Linked DNA regions of Homo sapiens: region 2 is linked to region 1. A link is an interaction called in ENCODE POLR2A ChIA-PET data of the cell type or tissue named here. Cell type or tissue: PC-3. All regions are shown on one strand. Links, peaks and the distances in the headings refer to the core of each region. The heading gives the core; the rest is flanking DNA.

What was found. ChIA-PET counts read pairs that join two places held together with the same protein. Peaks named below come from ENCODE experiments on the same cell type or tissue, not always from the same donor. Only the 100,000 strongest peaks of a DNase experiment are listed, where the experiment ranks them.
Region 2: POLR2A ChIA-PET joins it to region 1 with 8 read pairs; 2 of 35 experiments call an interaction of 5 or more read pairs at or near these places.

What each region holds. Positions count from the first base shown.
Region 1 is chr1:199,877,388-199,880,214 of GRCh38, forward strand. It overlaps the pseudogene LOC107985114. Among named protein-coding and RNA genes, the nearest start is that of NR5A2, 150 kb to the right of the region's middle. In PC-3, for the core only: no CTCF peak of the experiment used is centred there; no DNase peak of the experiment used is centred there; H3K27me3 peaks cover 504 bases.
Region 2 is chr1:200,081,065-200,083,891 of GRCh38, forward strand. The region is part of intron 5 of NR5A2 (nuclear receptor subfamily 5 group A member 2); the gene reads left to right. Among named protein-coding and RNA genes, the nearest start is that of NR5A2, 55 kb to the left of the region's middle. RefSeq lists enhancers at 1-420, 421-1,106. In PC-3, for the core only: no CTCF peak of the experiment used is centred there; a DNase peak (open chromatin) is centred at 1,467.

The DNA of each region.
Region 1 (2,827 bases), core at 299-2,798:
CACCACACCTGGCTAATTTTTGTATTTTTTAGTAGAGATGGCGTTTCACCATGTTGGCCAGGCTGGTCTCAAACTCCTAACCTCAAGTGATCCTCCTGCCTCAGCCTCCCAAAGTGCTAGGATTAAGGCATGAGCCACTGTGCCTGGCCAGAGGTCCAGATTTCTAAATAAAATGTTTCACCATAAAGCTGCTTAGAATGAAGGTTTTCCAGAAGCCACTCACAAAATTTTCCACTTATGTAGGAAATATTTCTCCTCTAAATGCATGAAATCATGTTGATGTGTTGGAGATCACACTGATTAATAAATATCTGAAACTTAAAAAAAAAGGAAAAAAGAAACCCATTTTTCTGACAATTAAAACAAAAGGAAACTGAAAGAAAGCAAAAAGGAGGAAGAAACTGACAAATGCATAACAGGAAAGGCATACACTATTTTTTCTTTTCGAGATGGAGTCTTGCTCTATCACCCAGGCTAGAGTGCAATGGCACAATCTTGGCTCACTGCAACCTTCGCCTCTCAGGTTCAAGTGAGCGTCCTGCCTTAGCCTTCCAAGTAGCTGGGATTACCGGTGCATGCCACCATGCCCGGCTAATTTTTTTGTATTTTTAATAGAGACGGGGTTTCATCATGTTGGCCAGGCTGGTCTTGAACTCGTGACCTCAGGTGATCCTCCTGCCTCCACCTCCCAAAGTGCTGGGATTACAGGTGTGAGCTACTACTCCTGACCTGCACACACTATCTTATGTTATAAAGATAATGTGGACAAAGTACCTGATCACACATGGTAAAAACTCAATCATATTTGTTGAATAAATAAATTAATGACTGACTCACTTTGAAGTAACTGCAATAAAATCAAACTCACTATTTTATCTCCAAAACTCATTATTTGCTGACTTCCCTTCTTCTGTAAAAATGTAATCATTTTATGTTACTCAAGTCAAAACCCTGGAACCATCTCTGCTGTTCTTTTTGCCTCTCCCCTCTCAGCTTCGATTGTTTAAGGATAATTAATTCTTCCCCCATCAGGTCTATTTTATTCATCCCTTTCTGTGGACTCTGATCACCTGAGTCCATATCTCAATATGGATTAAACAAGCATTTAGTGTATGTACATAACATGTCCTGAACCCGTCTACTAGTTATATATCCTACACCAGTCTATAATTGGAGTTACTTCTTGCCTTCAATGAGTTCAAATCAGACATATAAATAATACAATATGACAAAAGTAACCATGGAGCTATTTATAAGGAAAGCACTAGTTGACCAACTCAACCAATTTATAATCATCTTCCCTGTCTTGTTCTCTTTAATCTCTTCCCTTTCAGATAAAATTTTTTGCTATGTGTACCTTGAAGGATTACTATGCACCAGGCATTTCTGTAAGTAACAAGTGTTTTACATAATTCACCTCATTCACTCCTCACAATAGCTCTAGAGATAGGTGGTGTTATTATTTAATACCTCCATTTCAAAAATAAAGGAGCAGTGTTTTTTAATCACAATTAAAAATAAAATTTTTTTTCTCACCCCAGTTAGGACGGCTATTGTCAAAAAGACAAAAAATGACAAATGATGGTGAGGAAGTAGAGAAAAGGGAACTGTCACACACTGTTGGTGAAAATGTAAATGAGCACACCCACTGTGGAGAACGGTATGGAGCTTCCTCAAAAAACTACAAACAGAATTACTGTATGATCCAGCAATCCCCCAGTTGGGCATTTATCGAAAGGAAAGGAAATCATTATATCAAAGAGAAGTCTGCGCTCCCATGTTTATTTCAGCCATATTCACAATAGCCAAATTATTGAATCAACCTAGGTGTCCAACAACAGATGAACAAATAAAGTAAATGTGGGATATATGCACAATGGAATACTATTCAGCCATAAAAAAGAATGAAATCCTGTCATTCGTGGCAACATAGATGGAACTGGAGGAAATCCTGCCATGTGAAATGAGCCAGAAACAGAAAGTCACACATCACATGTTCTCACTCACATGTAGAAGCTAAAAAAGTTGATCTCATAGAAGTAATAAGTAGGACTGAGGTTACCACAGGCTGGCAAACGGATGGAAAAAGGATGAATAGGGAGGGATAAGTAAGGATTTGTTAAAGGATGCAAAATTACAGCTAGATAGGAGGAATAAGTTCTAGTGTTCTATTCCACTGTAGGATGACTACAGTTAACAATAATATATTATATAGTTTCAAATACCTAGAAAGAGGATATCAAATGTCCCCAGTACAAAGAAATGGTAAATGTTTGAGATGATGGATATGCCAATTATCCTGATCTGATCACTATACACTATATTTATTGAAACATCACTATGTAGCCCATGAAAATGTACAATTTGTCCATTTAAAAATTAAAATAAATCATTTTAAAAATCAAAAAAATCAATTTTTTAAATGAGAGAAATAAGGACCAGAATGAATAAATTACTCGCCAAGTTTACACAGCAAATAAATAGCCAAGGCAGTGTGCCTAATTCATTCAGCACCCAGACCGTTCACCACTGTATTGTACTGCACGTTAACACCAGACTAATTTTCTTTTTTTTTTTTTTTCTTTTTTTTGAAACAGAGTATCACTCTGTCCCCCAGGTTGGAGTCCAGTGGTGTGACCTTGGCTCACTGCAACCTCTGCCTCCCAGGTTCAAGCAATTCTCCTGCCTCAGTCTCCTGAGCAGCTGAGATTACAGGCATGCACCACCATGCCCAGCTAATTTTTGTATTTTTAGTAGAAATGGGGTTTCACCATGTTGGCCAGGCTGGTCTCCAGTTCCTGACCTCAGGTGATCCACCTGCCTCGGC
Region 2 (2,827 bases), core at 233-2,732, 200 kb after region 1:
CAGAATCACCAGTTACATTGAGTTGAATGAGGAGCATTAGCCGTCAAAAGAATCTGTTTTTCCACTTGTTGCTTGGATAAATGGATAAAAGCCTGCCAAGGACTTCAGTCCACCAGCTGAGGGTACCATAGCTAAAATACTCCCAACAGAAGGGCAGGTCCCAAACCACACAGGCATGCTTTTCAATCACAGAATAAAATGTAGTTGTTTTCGTCATTTCAGCTTGTGACCTAAATGCCTCATTTTCATGTTTGAAAAGTTACCAACTTTATTTCAGTCCTATTTCCCTTCCTCTGTGGTATTTCCCAGTCAGTAGACCACAGTCCTGTGGGTTATATCAATGCCTAAAGCAGAGATCAAATCAAAGCATACCACATAACTGGTTAAAATGAAAGCTCATTCCGAATTAGTAAATAATGCCCGCCTGTCTTCCACATCTGTCAAAGTCTCCCAGCTCAGATGGACACCTCCATAAGCTGATCCATAGGAAGCCAAATACTTGCAAACAGCCTCTTAATTGCTCATTTGCAGTTGGACAAAATGCTAAATGCAGAAAGACTTCAAAGGCAATGGAATCTGCATTGAAAACAGGATCTCAATACACATAGTCGCTTATTGTTGCAAAATTAGAATAACAAATGTTCCCAGCATGAAGCCAACATAAACTTGCCTGAGTATTATTCAACCTGAAACATAGTCTACCTTTTTTTTTTTTTTAACAGCAATAGAAGAGGCATACTTAGCACTCTGTTTGTTATTCTATACTGTTCATTTTAATGATATATTTAGGTCTCCCTGACACTTTGTATTTTTACGTGTAATTACCCATATTAAAAAAAAAACACCACTCATTAGTGTTCTGTTCTACTGACTTAATTATGCCCCTTAATTAAATCTCAGCTAACAGGGGGTCACCGCAGTGTCAGTGGGATTTGTCACTGTTTGTCAGCAGGTGTCTGGTTGCATCTATTTCTGGTTTTCGTATGGTTTGAATCTATTTAAGAACTTGCTACAACCCCGTCCTCCCCTCCACACCAACCCCAAATGCCAGAGACAGCATTCTCATTGGAGGGAAGAAGCAGTATCTATTTGACAGGCAACTGCTTCCCAAAAGCTTGTTTGTAAGAGGAAATTTTTGTTTTCATTACTCTAGAAAAAATCTCCTGATTAGGGGAAAGATGCTTAAAACAGACTTGGATAAAACAGATGCACTATTTAAAAGATGAATAGGTTTACATTCTAAAAATTATGATCATATTTTTGTATACAATTCTAAAAGTTCCTTGAAGAACAAAAAATATATTTTGTTGCTGCTGTTATGAGAAGAACATCACATTAGGTGTTTTGCATCATCTGGCCATTGGTGTCTTTGTACAGAGTACTTTGTATCAATTATTTGGTTCACGTTTTTCATTTTAAGAATATAAAACAAATTACAAACATATGAGTCAAACCGAAAAAAATGTCTTTTGTGTGACTAATGTAGGGTCAATAGGAATTTAATTCTTGAATGAGAGGCAACAAATTACAAATACTTATTATTTGGAATGAGTCTTAGTATTAAGACTTATATGTCTTCACATTTCACATTAGAATGTTTTAAACTCATGATTTTAGTATATTAATTAAGGGAGATATAATTCCCATGTTTCTGTATATAATAGGCATCTAATGTTGATCTGAATAATTGATTAGTCCAGTCAGGCTTTTATAATTAGTTGTCAGCTTTTCAGTGTAAAGCCCTCAAAACACCTGCTGTGCATCTACAAAGGTCTTACATATTTATTAGTGTTTTTAACCTAAAAAGGCATGCAACCTACCTGAAAAGCATTTAATTTTTTTTCTGGAACTAAGATGACCCTTCCAACATATACCCTAAGAAACTAAGGCTATATGTCTCTGAGTTTTTCAGTCTAGAAGATTTTGGACTGAAATTCTGATTTTTAAAAATCATAACACTTATCTTTATTTAAAGATAAAAATGTCACAGTTTTTCTATGGAAGTTTTTCAGAACTCATATTTCTAATAGTAAGGTTAAGCAAGACAATGGGTTACAGATATCAAACTATCAACAATGTAAAGTAGTTTTGAGACTTCACTGTCATTATTGTATAAGCAATTTTATTTTTCTGGGTTTACCTACAAATGTGGTAGTCACAGAAGAAGAAAAATAATTTAAAGAAAAATTTATAATACTCAGCTTATTTATTTCTGAAATTCAAATCAATTCATTTCATCCTAAAAAGTTAACTCCAACTGGCTTTTCTTAAGTAACAAATGTCATCATTTGCTGTCCAAGTAATTTTCAATACAATGCTCATTTGATGTTGCCTCTAAAGTTCTTATCACACAAGTAATAAGTAATCCATACATTACATATATGTGTACATTTTAAAAACCATTTCAAATGGTGAGATAAGAATTTTTATGCATTTTATGGATTCCTGTACAGCCTCCTCATTGTCATTAGATAATGAAAGGCTTCGCCATGTGTGTATCGTAAAGACCTACTAAGCAATATGAACTCTCCAGATTGCTTTACATTTACACAGTTGAAGTATATATATATACAGTATTGTACAGTATTGTACAGCAATATTGTATAGCAATGTACAGTATTGCTGGGCACAGTGGCTCATGCCTGTAACTCCAACACTTTGGGAGGCTGAGGCAGGTGGATCACCTGAGGCCGGGAGTTCAAGACCAGCATGACAAACATGGAGAAACCCCGTCTCTACTAAAATACAACATTAGCCGGGCATGGTGGCTCATGCCTGTAATCCCAGCTACTTGGGAGGCTGAGGCAGGAGAATCGCTTGAACCTGG